Linked DNA regions of Mus musculus: all the other regions are linked to region 1. A link is a loop called in an ENCODE intact Hi-C map of the cell type or tissue named here. Cell type or tissue: heart. All regions are shown on one strand.

Region 1 (2,500 bases):
TATCAGTTCTTTCTCTGACATCAGCCCCAGGCCACGGAATGAATAGTATACAGAACTGACTGTGACTAGGAAGCTCATGGAAGAATTCAAGATTCCTGAACCGAGAAGCACAAGTTAGTAGGCGAAACAATAAAGTTTCGTGGTATGAAACAATTATCTCTTCCACTATAATACAAGACAGAGATAACCAGGACTAAGGTAACCCTGGTCAATCAGGCAAGAGAAGAAAGAGCAAAGAAACACATTAATCATTAGGTCTATCACAAAGACAATGTGGCTGCTCATATCCCTAAGAGATGGGATGAGATGGGGGCATCCTGAGACTCGATTCTGGGACTCTGCCTACCATATCCTCCTTCATCCCAGTTGCACAAGGCATGCAGGAGTGAAAGGTTAAGATGCCATGATCCAGCCTTTTACGTCCTGGACACACTTTGTGGAATGAGACTTCTCAGTGCCACAGCAGCTTTGCAGGTACCCATATTCCTATACACAAACCCAATGGATTCACTGGCTTCCAAAGCCAGGTTCAGTGGAGTCCCTGCTTTACTCTGAGCACGGTGCCCTAACTAGACTGATTACACTTTTGTTCATATCTGCCAAGGAGAAGAAATGCAACAAAGTTTGTAGGTTTTGAAAAAGCTTCAGGGTTTAAGTGAGGAAAGGACACACTTGGCTGTGACTCAGGCCCCCGATCTGTGTTAAGTCAGCTCTTGTGGACATCTGAATGCATTTACTTGCCACCGCTCACGTAGCTGAGTCTACTGGGTCACACACCTCACCGCCAACTTTGTGAGGTTGCATCTTTATTGCTTTGTGATGAGGTCTCACATGTAGACCAGACATGCCTTGAGTTCTAAATTTTCCTGTGCCTTACTCATTAATGGGCTTCTGGAAGCCTCAGTGTGAGTTCTAAACTCTCCAGGCCCTTTTCTCAAGTTGGCAACACGACTTGACTCCAGGCCTACCTATTGTTCCTAGAAGGAGCCTATGTGCATAGTGAAGGATCCAAGTTAACACCTTCCATTGGACTATATCCTGAACGTCGAGGCTCTGGGAGAAGGGGCAACTGAACGCATGTTACATCTTCTGGCTTAGATGGATGGGCAAGGTTTCTAAGGGCTACAACAGCACCACCTGCTGTTTACTCCAAGAAGAAGTTTTGCAGCACATCCTACCAGTGGCTACCTAACACGATGGATTCTAAGAACTTGGATTAGTGATTCAATACACAGGGAACAGGTGCCAGGCCAGCATTACGAATAAGTGTCCCATGAACCACAGAATCAACTGATCAGAGCTCACAGGGGCTCACAAAGACTGAAGTGACCATCAGGGAGCCTATAAAGGTCTGACCTAGGTCCTCTGCATATCTGTTATGATTGTGTAGCTTGCTGTTCTTGTAGAACTCCTAACAGTGGGAGCAGGGCCTGTCTCTGACTCTTCTGGGACCCCTTTCCCCCTACTGGGTTGCCCTCATCCAGCGCTGACATGTGCCTAGTCTTACTGTAACTTATTATGCTGTGTTCAGCTGATATTCCTGGGAGGCCTGCTCTTTTCTCAAGGGATGAGTGGATCTGGGAGAAAGGGAAAGTGGGGGTGGGCTGGGAGGAGGGAGGGAGGGGAACTGCAGATGGCATGTAATATGAGAGGAGAATTTAGAAAAAGAAGTACTCTGTAAACATCGGGTGTGTTTGAAAGGAAAGCTGGGCACAGAACTGTTTAAACTACAAATGCAGTGCAGCTATTTTTGAAAGCACGAAGCAGAATGACCATATAACCTAGCAGACACTAAGGGATTGAAGTCACAGTGTTGAAAAAAATGGCTACTCCACCATGTTGACTTCAATACTGTTCTTGGTCACCAAGACATGCATACAACAAACAAAAGGGCTTCTAAGGTCAGAGTCTACGAGCCTGAGGGCATCCAGCTGCTCCCTCACTGCACCTCGAAGCTCAGGCTGTTGTCTAAGGAGTGGGCACAGAGGTCAATGTGTGCTAGATAATAAGCACACAGCAGTTGTGGACACAAGGTGCCAGGCCCAAGTGCAGGAAATCACTAAAGCTGAGGGTGGGGGTCACGAAAGGGGAAAAACTCAACCGAAAAACATTGTGGGAAGGTATCTGTGGCTTAGAAGGCGAAAGGAGGAGCGTACAAAAACCAAATCAAAAGACTTAAACAAACAACCAGCCTGGGTGTTGAAAGGGTGAACTGTTAAGAAGCAAAAGACGCAAAATTTCTACAAAATGGTATTCTGAGGATATCTCACATGTATGACAGCAAATGTGATTAAATGCGCAGACCTGCAAAAGACTGGACCTAACAATACTTCCTTGTCCTCACCCCTCCCTGAGGATTTGTGGGCAGTGAACAGTTGGTAAGTGGTTGAGAGATATTTTCTAGTGTCCTGTTGCCACTAATTATATGCCCGGGCTCCTGTAATTAATCCCTCGGTAAATAACCCTAACGAAGTTCCTTGGCTTACCAAACGATAGACTT
Region 2 (2,500 bases), 150 kb before region 1:
GAAAATCTCCCACTAGCTGGGAGTATACAGCATTCTTAGTGTTTTAGTTTGAGGGAAGGGCAAAGCCAAGCATGAGGTGGATTCGACATGGGAGTGTTTTGCCATGTTTGATCCTTAATGTGATCTTGGCTGGATAGAGAGTCATCTAGGAAATGGAGGAACACCTCCGGCTATGTTTATGAGTATAGTTCAGAAAAGATTTCACCGCGGAGAAGACCCACTCTGGAATATGGGCCACATTATTTCTAGGGCTGAGGCCCTAGAACCAGATGAGGGCAGCATTGCCCTCTCTCTGCTTCCTGGCCCTCCGTGATGTGAACTGCTCTACCACACCACACCACAGTACTACACCACACACACAGACACACAACACAAACACACATGAACACGCACAAGCACACACACAGACACACACACACACACACACACGCCACTACCACCGCAATGGATTGAGCCCCCTCAAGCGATGAAAGAATAAAGTTCTCCTCTCCTTAAGCTGTTCCTCCCCTGGTTTCTGTGTAGTATTGGTCATTGCTAATAAAACAAATGAACATAAATATCCTGTGAGGATGCTGGAGTAGCATGGCATGACACCGTGAGGAGAGGGTTCAGCTGCTGGAAGAAAGGCTGGGATCCCTGAGGAGCCTGATGCAACTCAATGCTATGGGTGGGAGGGAAGGAATAAGAATAAAAGGGCTTTCCAGAATTATTGCTGTATTTTAGTTTCCCTTTTTTTTTTGCCTTGAGTACATTGAGTGAGTGTTTATAGTGATTCCACTTGGTGTGTCATGTTGATGTATCAGTTACAGCTCTTAGTGGTTTCCTGGGGTTTATAGCATCACATTTCTCTTGCTTAAGTCATTACCCTTCCTCCTGGCAGTCATGCCTTTCCTCCTCCTGAGCTTTAGGGTTAGCATTAGGGTAGGCTGGGGTTAGGGCTAGGGAGAGGGGTCTTGTCAGGTCTGGGACTTGCGGGTTCACGGCGTAGGTTTGTGAGATCTTTGCCTTTCAACGTTCTGCTTAGCACCGTGGTGAGCCCTGCCTCACAGAACAAGACTTGTGCGAAACACAGGCCTGTTGGTGGGGCTGAGGGTGTCCGAGATGTGCAGTTTCTAGGTCCCTGCCCTTTCCAGAATCTGTTCTCCCCACTCCACCAACTGCAAGGTGTCCTGAGGAGACGGAGTGAAGGTCCTGGTAGAGTTCTTCCTCTCCCAGCAGCTCCTGTTGTCACCAGCTTCTGATTACTGAAGGTATCTGTCCCGGTTCTCAGCGAGCTTATCCTGAGGAAACCTGACCGATAGCTCCACACCAAGTGGTTCTTTATCCCCTCACAACCGAGAAGACAAAAGTGCATTTGTAAAAGCATCATGCAGTACGGCATGCCAGGCACAAGGGGGCAGCAGCAGCCACCTGAGCTCTGGCCAGCCTACTTGTCCACACTTTATGCCTGAATGCTTGATTCCAAACACAAGAAGCAGTAGGCTTAAACACTCTCACAGTAATACAACCCTTCTATTTATATCCAAGGAGAGGATTCTCCACGTTGATCAAACAGGGGAAACATTTTATTTTTTTTAAAAGATTTTCTTTATATGCATCAAAGCCAAATAGCTGAAATGCCTGCCTACCTCATAGCATAACCTTCTTTCCAGGGAGACTGTGTTAGTGCTGGGTATCTGAGGGCAGCTTAGGTTCACTGAGTCACAGAGAGCACCCACTGGACAAAGAGACGCACCACAAGTGGTCATGAGCCAAATGGGGCTTTAAGAAAGCCTCCAGCTAAATCCATTTTTGTGGTCCTGATGTGAGGCTTAGTCACACACACACACACACACACACACACACACACACACACACACGATAACACTAAGCAGTCCTGGTTACAGTGTGGTTTCACCCATCGCTGACCCACCATTGCCTCAGCCCCTGTATCTCCTGCAAGTGGTGGTCAGAACTTTGTGAAATCTCTTTCTGGGAGGCAAGGTCCTCCTCTGGCTGGCATCAGGCTTCATTCTTTTCCATTTCCCAGCATGAGATGCCAGTTAGAGGATCATTGTCCCAGTGGTCTTGACAGCTAAAGGAGGAGCACAAGTGGGTCTTCAGTCCTTACTCATCCACAAATGGGACATCTGTGTTACACCTCCTCCCCAAGGCTCAGGAAACATCACAGAAGGGGGGCAGAAAGACTGTAAGAGCCAGAGCTTGGAGAGGACGTGGTGAGACACTATCTTCTGGACATGACAAGACCACTGCACTCATGAACATCCAGAGGCTCTGGTCACCTCCACGAGACCCTCACAATAGCAAGCCATACAATATTTAGAGAGACCCACAAGCCCCTACTATCTGAACTACTCACAGCTGGTGGCTGCTAGGGGAAGGACTGTCAGTTTTCTTTAAGAATATGGTACCTGGTAGGTTCATCATATACCAGTGGATGGCCCCATACTCCTGTCTGTATGAATGGCGCCAATTAGATGCTTCTGTGAGGACATGAAAA
Region 3 (2,500 bases), 230 kb before region 1:
TTTAAATCAGAAAGGAGAATCTGGACGGTTCCAGGCCTGCAGCGCCATGCTTGCAAAAGGTTTACAGAATCGCTCTGGACAACTGAGATCTCATCGCCCACCAAGTGTGCTTCTGGGCGGTAGTCACTGCCAGCATGAGAGGAGGAAGAGGCCCAGCAACTAACAATGACCAGTTCTGCCAAGTTAGGAAGTATTCACTACCTGCGCACTTTGCTAGCGATGGGCGAGGAGGACTGAAAGCCAGGAAGAGGACTGAGAGCGGACACTCTCGGAGCAGATAATGACCAGGACACCTCGCCCAGGATGAGGGTGGGGACAGCAATAAGGACACCTGACTTAGGTGGGGGAGGCGGTGCGCTGACACAAGTGAGACTCGGACGCAGACCGTCGCTCAGAGCCGGGGTGGGCCACAGTGGCCAGAACTCCCGAGGAAAGCAGGTGGGCAGAGTGCTGACAGCAGACAGCAGTTTACAGCAGGAGAGGCAGACAGCAGTAAGGTCGCACACCTGACTCGGTCCGGGATCCTGGTTGTGCGGATCCCGGATCGGACGGAGATTCGGAACAAGCGGTGGCTGACACTTCACTCGGGCTGGGGCTTGAGTTCCCCACCCGTCACTGAGAAGGGGAGAAGGGTGGTGCGGACCTGACTCCGCTCAGGTCTGGGGGGGCAACACTCACCCAGGCGGGCAGGTCGCAGGCGCGCACTCCCAGGCGCACAGCTTGCTCCTCGTCCTCCAACAGCGCCAGCGCGCGGCACAGGCGGCTGGCCTTGAGGCCGCGGCTCCGGCGGCACCAGGCGAGCAGCCCGAGCGCCAGCAGCACCCAACTGAAGCTCAGCCCCAGGTAGCCCAGGGCGTACACCGGCAGCAGCAGCGCGAAGCTGCGCGCCAGCTGCCCCAGCAGCCCCGGCAAGTCCACACTCAGAGCGCTGCCCGGGGCCTCGGGCTCGGAGCGGCCCCCAGCCCGGCCAGGACCGGCCTCCGGCCCCTCGCCCCCCGCGCTACTCATCTCCAGCCGCGCTGAGCACTCCTCCCTGCCGAGGCGGGCGCGGCTCTCCCACGGACCGCAGGTCGCTCTAGCCCGCGCGCCAGCGCCCCACTGAGGGGGACCGCGGGCTCCACCGCTCCACTCCTCAAACGGGCGGGACTTGCCGTCATCACAGTGCGCAGGGCCCTCCCCCACCGAGGCCTCTCCCAGAGAGGGGCTTGCTCGGGCTGAGTGCGTGGTTTGGTGACGCAATCAGCATGCGCCCGACTCTTCCTCACTGGGATCCACTGTTCAGAGACAGCCGACCCTGAAAGAATCTAGGGCGGGGCGACGTGTCAGTCGCCAACCGGATCCCGCTCCCTCGTCCGCGCCCTCAGGAAAGATCCCCCGGCGGCGAATGGTCTGTGCCTGGTGTCATCGCGCGGTCGGACCCGCCTCTGCGCTGGGGTTGCTGTGCTGCTACTCTCCGGTCGTTACACCAAGAAGGGGCTGCAGGCGAAGCCATCACGCCAGGCAGGCCCCGCCCCTAACCTGTGAGGGCGGTTCGGTCTGCGCCCTCGGAGGGTGGGCGCCGCGCCAGGGGGACACACCCGGACTTGGCTCGCAGGGACGGCCGGAGAGGGAGGTGTGGCTTCCGCGGGTGTTGGAAGGGAGCAATGGCCCTGACTAGTGGGAAGGCTAGCGGGCTGAGTCCTTTCCAGCTTAGCGGAGAGCTCGGCGTTCGTCAGCCAACCTCTTGCCTGTCCTAGCTCCCTGGCGGAGAACTTGAACTTGCAGGTTCCTAGGGTGAGAGGATGGCTCCTGGGCCTGCCTCTGTGGAATGAGAACTTTGCGCCTGCTGCAGTAAAATTTACCTTGAGGCCTTACTGTGTGGTGGCGCCTCTGGGTCTAGTACTCCTTCAGGTCTGACTTCCCAAACAAAATGGCCCCAGTGAGCTTAGGAAAGCACAGTTGTCATGAAGATTTAAAAAAAAAAAAAAAAAAAAAAAAGGCAGCCAGGGTCCACCACCCCCTACCCCCGTCAAGGCCAAACTCTTAGGGGACATCTGAGGGGACATATGTGAAGCTTGCAAAAAAGAAAAAGGAAAAAAGGGAAGTAAGGAAAGGGAAGAGAAGAGAAAAAAAGACATCTGCTTTAAAGTTTGCTAAAGAGGAGCTGGAGAGATGGCCCAGCACCTGAGAACCCAATTCCTGAGTCAATTCCCAAAATCCACATCTGGCTGTTCACATGCACCTGTATCTAAAGCTCCATGGGATCTAATACCTCTGGTCTTCACAATCGCCTGTACACACACACACACACACACACACACACACAGAGGCATAATTTTTAAGAAAATTTTCCAGGAGGATAATTCCACGACTATGATTGTGGAATGTTGCAGATTCAGAGCCAAGTTATCCTGGGTCATACTTTGTTCCATTAGTAGCCATTCATTGCCCATCTCTTGTGTCTGATTTTATGCCACAATCCTTGTGATTCAAATATTAACCCACCACTACCTTGCACCAA

Evidence for each region. A loop is a pair of places that touch in the nucleus more often than their neighbours do. Peaks named below come from ENCODE experiments on the same cell type or tissue, not always from the same donor. Only the 100,000 strongest peaks of a DNase experiment are listed, where the experiment ranks them.
Region 2: a loop joins it to region 1, with 5 times the contacts of the local background. A loop is called at or near these places in 14 of 42 quality-filtered maps.
Region 3: a loop joins it to region 1, with 2.7 times the contacts of the local background. A loop is called at or near these places in 3 of 42 quality-filtered maps.

Annotation. Positions count from the first base shown.
Region 1 is chr12:116,048,536-116,051,035 of GRCm38, reverse strand. All of the region lies in intron 1 of Zfp386 (zinc finger protein 386 (Kruppel-like)), which reads right to left. Among named protein-coding and RNA genes, the nearest start is that of Zfp386, 2.1 kb to the right of the region's middle. In heart, a CTCF peak has its summit at 1,128 (motif pointing left); no DNase peak of the experiment used is centred here; H3K4me3 peaks cover 736 bases; H3K27ac peaks cover 591 bases.
Region 2 is chr12:116,201,694-116,204,193 of GRCm38, reverse strand. No RefSeq gene overlaps it. Among named protein-coding and RNA genes, the nearest start is that of Gm46330, 6.2 kb to the right of the region's middle. In heart, a CTCF peak has its summit at 1,390 (motif pointing right); no DNase peak of the experiment used is centred here.
Region 3 is chr12:116,279,851-116,282,350 of GRCm38, reverse strand. It overlaps Esyt2 (extended synaptotagmin-like protein 2), which reads right to left and starts at 1,129. Exons shown (of 22, transcript NM_028731.5): 1 at 679-1,129. The coding sequence starts at 1,008. In heart, CTCF peaks have their summits at 1,108 and 1,742; DNase peaks (open chromatin) are centred at 330 and 1,200; H3K4me3 peaks cover 2,363 bases; H3K27ac peaks cover 2,364 bases.